Linked DNA regions of Homo sapiens: regions 1 and 2 are each linked to region 3. Evidence: chromatin contacts called from ENCODE Hi-C or POLR2A ChIA-PET data. All regions are on one chromosome and are shown on one strand. The core of a region is the stretch at or near the end of the contact, and the rest is flanking DNA. Distances in the headings are between cores, read along the strand shown. Region 1 holds the start of LRRC36 (leucine rich repeat containing 36). Region 2 overlaps TK2 (thymidine kinase 2). Region 3 holds the start of NAE1 (NEDD8 activating enzyme E1 subunit 1).

Region 1 (3,026 bases), core at 165-2,664, 500 kb before region 3:
CACTGTACAATTATTATATTACCCACAGAATAAATTAATTGAATTATTTTAACAGTCAAAATGAGTAAATATTACATATTTCCCCCCTCTACCAAATTAATCATTAGACTACCGACATGCTCTAGTATATCCTTCCTGTTCTGTTCTTGACTGCACATCATACGCTTCAGCTACCATCTATTTCTGCAGTCTCTTTTACAGCTAAAATTTTCAGCAAAAGTTCTTACTTTCACTGTCTCTTCCCCTCAAATATCATTTCCCTTTTTCATCCCACTCCAATCTGGTTTCCCTCCTCCCCACCCTCCCAAAACTCCCTCTGTCAAGGTCACCAGTAAGTTCCATGTTGCTAAATCTAACAGACACTCTGCATTTAAGTTGCTCAGCCTGTCAATAGCATTTGGCACAGTTGGCCATTGCTTGCTCGATACACTACCCCTTCTCAAATTCCAAGATACCACATTCTTCCTCTATACAACCTCTAAACACTGAAATATTCCAAGGTTGAGTCTTAAGCTTTCTTTCACTTCTCCATCGACATTCTCTCCTTAGCTGAGTTCATCCACTCCCGTAGCTTTAAATACCACCTATTGCTAATGTCTCCAAAATTTTCATCTCTAACCCTGACCTCTCCTCTGAGGTCCAGACCCATATATCCAACTGCCTACTAGGTACCTTACACTTGGATGTCTAATAGACATTTTATTATTTATTTATTTTATTTATTATTATTATTTTTGAGATGGAGTCTCGCTCTGTCGCCCAGGCTGCAGTGCAGTGGTGCGATCTCGGCTAACTGCAACCTCCGCCTCCCGGGTTCAAGCGATTCTCCTGCCTCAGCCTCCCGAGTAGCTGGGATTATAGACTTGAACCACCACGCCGGGCTAATTTTTGTATTTTAGTAGAGACGGGGTTTCACCATGTTGGCCACGCTCAGGTGATCCACCCGCCTCCGCCTCCCAAAGTGCTGGGATTACAGCGGTCAGCCACCGCCCCCCGCAGTTCTGTCACCTGCGGCAGGGTCCCCTGTTAACCTTGTTTCTCCTTCCCTACTTCACACTCCCCTCTTCTCTCTCAATTCCTCGGGCTCTGCCCCACACCCTCCCGTTACTTCAGTTCCTCCACCTCCACCTCCCTCTAACCTTCTGCCTCAAGTTATCCCCCCGCCCCCCAGCCTCAGGTACCGCTTCTCTGTGGTTCCCTCGCCTCTATCTCAGGTTCCCCGCCTTCCACTTCAGTTTTCTTTCCACAGCTTCTGACCCTACGTTCCCAGTCCACACCCTCCCGGCCAGACCCTACCCGGCTGCTCCAGCGTCAGCGCCCCCAGGCGGCGAATGCCTTCCTCGTCCAGCTCCCATTGCTCCGCCATCCCCGCCCGCCGCTCACCTGCCACCGCCCGCGAGACCACCCGGCGCACGCCAGGCCCCGCCCACTGCCCCGCCCCCCGCGCGCGCGCCGCCGCGACCCCGGGAACCGTTATTGGCCGGGTCACAAGCCCGCCCGCCCGCTGCTGGAGCCGCGACCATGGTACGGAGCCCGCTCTGGCGGGGGCGCCAAAAGCACCAAAGCGGCGAATGGGGGCCGCTGTGGCCAAGGATTGGGGCTAAGTGGTTCGAGACCTGGCTCTGGGGCATGGGAGAGAGCGAGGGGCCCCCAGCCGGGAAGGATTTGGGGGGCTGGCTCTGAGGAGTTAGAATAACGCTCTGTCTTGAGGGATGAAGTGTTCTGGCTCTGAGGATGTGGGGGACTCCGGTTCTGAGGGCTGGGCGTGTGCCCCTTTGACGGGGTGGTCTTCATATCTCAGCGCTGGGGGATGCTGACTTTGGGGCAAGGCGAGGGTGTGTGTGAAGGGGAGATCCAAATCTGAAGGATTGGAGCGTGGGGACAGAACTCTAAGGCATGATGGGGAGCTCCAGATCTGAAAGGTTGGGAATCCTGGCTCTGAGGAGTTGGGGTCCTGTCTTTAGAGCATGAGGAAGTTCTAGCTCTAGAAATTGACTTGGACGGGCTGGGCGCGGTGTCTCACGCCTGTAATCCCAGCACTTTGGGAGCCCGAGGTGGGCGGATCACCTGAGGTCAAGAGTTCAAGACCAGCCTGGCCAACATGGTGAAACCCCATCTCTACTAAAAATACAAAAATTAGCCGGGTGTGGTGGCACGGCCTGTAGTCCCAGCTACTCGGGAGGCTGAGGCAGGAGAATCGCTTGAACCCGGGAGGTGGAGGTTGCAGTGAACCGAGATTGCACCACTGCACTCCAGCCTGGGCGACCTGAGTGACAGAGCCAGACCTTGTCTCAAAAAAAAAAAAAAAAAAAAGGTAAGAAATTTACTTGGACGGAGCTTCTTCGGGGGAGAAGGATCAGCGTGGGAAAGAGAGAAGCTCTTTGTAATGGGGTGGGGATGACTGCTTTAGGGCTACCCCGTTTCCTGAAGTCAGTCCGGCAAGAAGCCTTTTGTCTTTCAAGCACCACAGGTTCCCCTAAGCTTGCCTGTGACTGAGGGCTGTCGCCAGGCTGCGATAGCTCTGCACTAACCAGCCCCTGAGTAGTCTTTGGGAAAGAACAGCCGCATCCCTAACCCCTACCCTCACTCCAGCAGGCACTTAAGAGCCCACCTGTGGATGGGACATGTATGTAAGAAGGAGCCAGGACCCTCTTGTCACACCCTATCCTTAACAAGAAAAGAGGGTGGGCTGGGCGTGGTGGCTCACGTCTGTAATCCCAGCACTTTGGGAGGCCGAAGCATGTGGATCACGAGGTCAGGAGATCGAGACCATCCTGGCTAACACAGTGAAACCCCATCTCTACTAAAAATACAAAAATAAAACAAAATAAAATAAAATAAAATAAAATAAAGCCGGGCGTGGTGGCGGGCGCCTGTAGTCCCAGCTACTTGAGGAGGCTGGAGGCTGAGGCAGGAGAATGGCGTAAACCCGGGAGGTGGAGCTTGCAGTGAGCCAAAATCGTGCCACTGCACTCCAGCCTGGGCTAGAGAGCGAGACTCCGTCTCAAAAAAAAAAAAAAAGAAAA
Region 2 (3,353 bases), core at 771-3,270, 310 kb after region 3:
ATGCTCCCCAACTCCCACTGCTGATTTGAGAAGTAATGTGTTGTTAAAATTTGGAAAATACAAAAAGGTATAAAGAAAAAAAGAAAAGTCTCATGTAGTCCTGCAGCTTGAGAAAAGCACTTTTTACATTTTGATATTTTTCTTTCCCACCTTTCCAAGATGCATTGGTGAATACTTTTGGAAATGTGGTTGGGATATACACAGTTTTAGATCCTGTTGCTTTCACTGAACATTAGATTTGAAATTTTTCCATGCCATTAAATATTATTTTACAATATCATCCTTCAGTTACTGCGTGAATTTTCTGTTATATAGATTTACCAAGATTTAGTTTTTTATTGGTTTAAACAGTGCCGCGGTGAGCATCATGATTATTTTCACAAAATAAATTTTTTTGTTTTGTTTGAGTCAGGGGTCTCACTCTGTTGCCCAGGCTGGAGTGCAGTGGCATGATCATGACCCACTACAGCCTTAAACCCCTGGGCTCAAGTGATCCACCTGCCTCAGTTTCCCGAGTAGCTAGGACCATAGGCATGCGCCACCACCCCTAGTTAATTTTTTTGTAGTTTTTGTAGAGATGGGGGTCTTTCCATGTTGCCCAGGCAGATCTTGAACTTCTGGCCTCAAGTGATCCTCCCACCTCACCCTCCCAAAGTGCTGGGATTACAGGCATAAGCCACCACCCTGGTCCACAAAATAAATTTCTAGAAGTGAAATTGGTTTGCTGATTCATTGCCTAACCTGAGCACTGTCTCTGTTCTCAGGGTACAAGCTTTAAAGTCCCTTTCTCTGCTTAGAGTTCCAATCCCAAGTGAATTCTCCCATCACTCCGTGCCATGGCCCTTGCAGCATTGTGCCATAAGCCGCTCCCAGGCAGCAGGAGGTCGGGAATGCTTAGGGTCCTTGTCACTGCATGTCCAGTATTGCACGGATCACACTGTGCCCTGGTACCCTTGGTGACTCCTTTCATTGAGAGCCGTCTCAAGATCCTTTTGGGGGAATTGCATAGCCCAGAAGTTTTCTCTTAGGTGAATAAGCCCTTACAACTCTCATTGCAGTGGGAAGATGCCAGAAGTGGACTATGTAGTTCTGTCGGAATGGTTTGACTGGATCTTGAGGAACATGGACGTGTCTGTTGATTTGATAGGTGAGATGCACCCCTCCCACCTCCCTCTCTTGTCTCTCTCCTGGGTCCCTTGAGGATGTGCTTGGCTGGGCCCCAACCCTTGGGGGCAGTGGGTGAGGCACTTGCCCTTGGCAGTTCCTTCCCCATGGGAGTTCAGCTTTCTCCCTGAGGGCAGACAGAATTCGGGACTTCTGGTCTCTCATGGAGAAGAACCCTGGCCTTTGTTCTTTAAACTTCCCTCCCTGGCTCAGCTACTTTCAGACCCAAATCCACTGTGATCTGATGGGTTTTTCTAGTTTGCAAAGGAACAGGAAGGACAGAGCCTGAACATTCACTGAGACCTGCTGGGTGTGAGGCCTGTTTTGAGCTCTGTCTATGAACAGAATCCCATTCAGCCTCAAAACGACCCCACGGGGCCGCTGACACTGAAAGAGAATGAAAGTCGAGGCGGAGGGTCAGTGGTCAAGCCAAGAGCTGGCCCTCCCTGCTTCCTGCTCGAGCTGTGCAGACCTTCCTCCCGCCTTTGCCTGTGTGCCTGCTTTGCTTCCAAGCCATGAGCAGAGTCCTGAGAGCCACGTATTCTTTTAACCTCAGTTTACCTTCGGACCAATCCTGAGACTTGTTACCAGAGGTTAAAGAAGAGATGCAGGGAAGAGGAGAAGGTCATTCCGCTGGTAAGAGGCCTCTTTGACTTGGTTAAAGACAAACTGGGAAACCACCTCTGTCCAACCCGGCTTCCTCTCCCGGCCCCACCCCCATGAGATCATTGTGCCCTTGTTTGCAGAGAGAGAACAGGAACCAAGTGTATCAGAGGGTGAACTCTGACTTCCTGTTTGGCCAGAGACCCACGTGGATGTCCAGATCTGCTTGGCTTCCTGTGGTCGCTGACTCACAGTTTGGCAACCCTCCTGCTTGGAGGCGTTCCCCTCCCCTCCCCACCTGCCCCTCCCCATCTTGGCAGCACCAGGGCTTGTCTGTTCTGCCTCCTGAAGATTGCCTGGCCTTGTGCTCTCTGTGTCCTCCCTAGAATGCGAGTTCCAGGAGGGCAGGACCCAGCCCTCTTGTTCACTGCTGCATCCCTAGTGCTTAGCACAGTGCCCGGCACGGAGGCGGTGCTCATGCTTAGTGGTGTTTGCCCACTGGAGAGATGCCATGCCCTTCTGAGTTCTGCTCAGGCCACACTGACTCTCATGGGGACTCTGCCAGTATAGGCCCGGGCTGTGCATCTCGCCCTGGCCCTTCCCTCCTTGCATCTCCCTTCAAAATCTGGCCTCCAGGCTGCCGCCCGGCTGATATTTCCAATACTCATCACCACTCGTGCAATTTCCCAGCCCAGAACCTTTCAGTGCCTTGCTGCTGGCTAGAATGCAGTCCCCACTTTGTAATACGGCTTATGACCCGGCCCCAACTGCCTCTCTGGCGTTATCATCCTCCATTCCCTACTTTCTATGCTCTGGCTATAAGGAACTAGTTGTGGCCACACACAAACAACCACATACACAGTGGAGTTATGCAAATGTGCCTTTGCACAGTCGTTTCCTTTGTCTTTAAAGTGTTACTCAGATGTCACCTCCTCCAGGAAGCCACCCCTGACCTTCCTTCCATTGTAACCCCCCCCAAACCCACCCCCTGGCTTTCTGTGATCATGGGCCTTAGGACAGCATACTGACACTATTTGTTTATACCTTTGTTCCCCATCCCTCACTAATGTGAGCTTTTTAAGATTGGGTCTTATTCCCTCCGTGTCCTCTGCATGTGCCTTGGGGCCTGGTGCCTAGTAGTTGCTCAGTTAGTATTGAACTGAATGTCCCATGTGAGAAGCTGCCACTGGAGGGAGACAGAGGCTGGGCAAGCATTCAGTGGGGTGTCAGGGGCTCTGAGCTCAGGATAGGCTGGACTGGGGGCCCTGGGAAGCCTATCCAACTCCTGAAATCCTGCTCAGCCTTGTTTTTCCTTGGTGCCAGCACGATGCATTCCTGCCACGAGGGCCCAGGCGTCACTCTGGGCAGCTCCTTTGAAATCTTGGAGACAAGAATGCTAGGAAGATGGAATGTGGTGGAATGGGGCCAGGCTGGACCATGCTGTGATGCGCACAGCAGCTCTGTGCAGTGACCCAGATGCTCCCCAAGCCTGGGGGCCGTCCAAGCCGTGATCCAAGCCATTGTCTTAAGGGTTTGACCAGGTCCATGGGACACATCTGGCTCCTATTGCCAAGGGAGAGCTGGGC
Region 3 (2,876 bases), core at 256-2,755:
ATGCCCAGGGCAAAGTGCAATTCATCATCACTGCATCATTACCATCAAACTGTGCCATCTCTCTGGTCCCCATCCTAGGGGATTGGGGGTGGGGATCTGTGTTCATTTTCACCTTATTTCAGGCAGTTATTAACCTGAAGGTGCCTGTAGGGTCTGCGAGATAGCAGGGAAGGAGTCTTCGTCTCCCTCACAGATGGTCACCTTGTCTTCAGCACCACCACCCCCCTCCCAATTGTTCTCATGGGGTAACCTCCTTCCTTGGCCTCCCATCCCCACAGGACAGCCGTTCTCTTCCTGAAAGGAGGGTCTTTTCAGGAAGTGGAGGACTTTAAATTCCTCCTTGGATCTATGTTCACAGTCTTCAGAACCCAGCCTGTCCCAACTGTCTCTCAAACCTTCTCAACCACTCCCTATCCTTCACCTGACCAAACTTACTCTAGCACCTACAGCTTGCTATGCCTTCTTTGCTTCCTAGAGATGGCACCTGCTGTTCCTTATGCTTAAAACACCCTTCCAGCTGGGCACAGTGGATCATGCCTATAATCTCAGCACATTGGGAGGCCAAGGCGGGCAGATCGCTTGAGCCCAGGAGTTTGAGACCAGCCTGGGCCATGACGAAACCCCATCTCTACAAAAAATGTACAAAAATTAGCCAGGTGTGGTGGTGCATGCCTGTAGTCCCAGCTACTTGGGAGGCTGAGGTGAGAGGATTGCTGCCTGGGAGGTTGAAGCTGCAGTGAATTGAGATCACACCACCGAACTCCAGTCTGAGCAATAGAGAGAGACCCTGTCTCAAACAAAACAAAACAAAACAAAACAAAACACTCCTCCATCTCCAAACCACATGAAACATTCTTGGAGAGGGGGACTGGGGAGGTTCTTCTGTGCACCCCTGAGCACCCTGCTTCCCTCTATCTAGAGGAAGGCCACATTGTCTGGTAAGTGCTTGTTTGCTGTCCCTCTTCCTTCATGAGACTAAACTCTCCAAGAACAGAGCCCTGGACTTGTCTGCATCTGCAGCAGGGAGCCCCTAGCTTTGTGATTCAAAATAGGCTTGTGGGCTTTTCATGAGAGGAAGAAATGGGTGAAAAATAATGATCATCAAAATGAAAGTTATTATTCATGCAAGATTTGGGGGGAGTCTGGCCTCCTGTATTCAAAATCTCATTTAAGGTCAAAAGACACTTGGGACCCATTTATCCCCACTGCACAGGTGAGCACACTGAGGATTTGAGAGGTAAAGAGTAGATCTCACAGCCAGTTAAGTGGTCGAAATACAAGTATGCCTGATTCCAATGCCCCAGTCGCCCCCAATTACTGCATGGACAGAGGGCAAATTGGCAGGCTAGCGGGTCTGCCTTTCTGGCCGATGGGGACCAAGAGCCCCAGACCCGCTCGGGTACCAGGGCCGCTTAGGCCCCGGCGTACCGGCGACGCGTGCGCAGTGCAGTGCGGCGCCCCCTGCAGGCAGCGCGCAGGAGACGGTAGCGGCGAAGGGGCGCTCAGTGCGCCTGCGCGCTTGTGGAGCTGGTGGCGGCGCTCCGCAGGGGCTCGGCTGTTTTCCGCGCGGCAGGCGCGGCCATGGCGCAGCTGGGAAAGCTGCTCAAGGAGCAGAAGTACGACCGGCAGCTGAGGTGAGCCGAGGCTCACCGAGCCGAGGGCGGGCCGGCGGGCTTTCCAGCATTCGGGCCGGGCCTAAGGGCGCGGGCGGCGCGGTCGGGCCTTCCTCAGGCCTTCTTCCAGGCTGGGCCGGGCCGTGCGGGGCGCGGGAAGCCGGCGCTCGGAGCTCCCGCCCTGGGCCAAAGGTGCTCCGCGAGGGCTGGGACCCCTTCCCCCGCCACGCGGTGTGCAGTTCGGGGGACGGGGTCCCCAGCGCCAGCCGGGTAGCTAAGGCGGCTGCCGGCCCCGTTGCGCCCAGGCTCCTCGTTTTCCGAATGGGGAGGCCCGGGGCGCACCGCATCCCGGCCGCGAGGGCGGCACAGAGGGTTAGGTTTTGTTCTCAGCCAGCGCTGTCCAATGGAAATAAAATGCTAGTCTCATGTGAGCCGCAAATGTAATTATAAATTTTCTAGTAACCACACTAAAGGTAAAATGAAACAGATGAAATTGATTTTTAAATACAATTTAACCCAATATGTCCAAAACATTACTATTTCAACACAATATAAAAAGTTCTTGAGATATTTTACTTAAATTTTTATTTTTATTTTTATTTTTGTTTTTGTAGAAACGAGGTTTTTGCCACCTTTCCCCAAGCTGGTCATGAGTATTTTCCTTTTTAAAACTGTCTTGGAGGACCGGCACGGTGGCTCACGCCTGTAATCCCAGCACTTTGGGAGGCCGAAGCGGGCGGATCACCTGAGGTCAGGAGTTCGAGACCAGCCTGGGCAACATGGTGAAACCCTGTTTCTATTTAAAAATTCAGAAATTAGCTGGGCGTGGTGGTGCGCGCCTGTAATCCCAGTTACTCTGGAGGCTGAGGCTGGAGAATCGGTTGAATCCAGGAGGTGTAGGTTTCAGGGAGCCGAGATCGTGCCACTGCACTCCAGCCTGGGTGACAGAGCGAGACTCCGTCAAAAAAGCCCCCCCAAAACTATCGTATAAATATTGTATTTTACACTTACCAGCACATCTCAGTTAACACTAGCCTCATTGCTTGTGCTCAGTAGTACATGTGGCTAGCAGCTACCTTAATGGACAGTGCAGGCCTAAGCCATCAGGAGGGTCCTTGGGTACTTCCCCACCCTTGCCTTTTCTCCTTGCACTACCCATTCCTTATTTATTGAGCGTCTTCTGTGTCTTGAGGCTGTGGAGATAACAAAGCTGCTCAGCTTTCCTCCTTCCTGGAGCCTCTGAGACAACAGAAGTTATATGTC

What was found. Hi-C counts contacts between places; a loop is a spot of excess contacts on that map. ChIA-PET counts read pairs that join two places held with the same protein, here RNA polymerase II (POLR2A). Pooled maps may share reads with other maps.
Region 1: a loop to region 3 is called in a map with no recorded cell type, with 4 times the contacts of the local background. The contact joins the promoter of LRRC36 here to the promoter of NAE1 in region 3. A Hi-C loop is called at or near these places in 1 of 37 single-sample maps with no recorded cell type.
Region 2: a loop to region 3 is called in a pooled map, with 6 times the contacts of the local background. The contact joins the enhancer-like site here to the promoter of NAE1 in region 3. A Hi-C loop is called at or near these places in 7 of 50 pooled maps. POLR2A ChIA-PET finds 5 or more read pairs at or near these places in 2 of 52 experiments (BJ and activated naive CD4-positive, alpha-beta T cell).

Annotation. Positions count from the first base shown.
Region 1 is chr16:67,325,203-67,328,228 of GRCh38, reverse strand. LRRC36 (leucine rich repeat containing 36) reads right to left here and starts at 1,414. Exons shown (of 14, transcript NM_018296.6): 1 at 1,297-1,414. The coding sequence starts at 1,366. It overlaps KCTD19 (potassium channel tetramerization domain containing 19), which reads left to right and starts at 1,488. Exons shown (of 16, transcript NM_001100915.3): 1 at 1,488-1,524. The coding sequence starts at 1,522. RefSeq lists a silencer at 1,372-1,521.
Region 2 is chr16:66,515,583-66,518,935 of GRCh38, reverse strand. TK2 (thymidine kinase 2) reads left to right here. Exons shown (of 10, transcript NM_004614.5): 7 at 1,059-1,147; 8 at 1,721-1,800. Among named protein-coding and RNA genes, the nearest start is that of TK2, 33 kb to the left of the region's middle. Within about 2 kb of position 2,020, at least 33 of the 41 ENCODE cell types and tissues checked have a DNase peak (open chromatin) inside an H3K27ac peak, as active enhancers do.
Region 3 is chr16:66,829,605-66,832,480 of GRCh38, reverse strand. It overlaps NAE1 (NEDD8 activating enzyme E1 subunit 1), which reads left to right and starts at 1,505. Exons shown (of 20, transcript NM_003905.4): 1 at 1,505-1,634. The coding sequence starts at 1,582. RefSeq lists silencers at 1,545-1,769, 1,751-1,810, 1,821-2,030 and an enhancer at 1,281-1,781.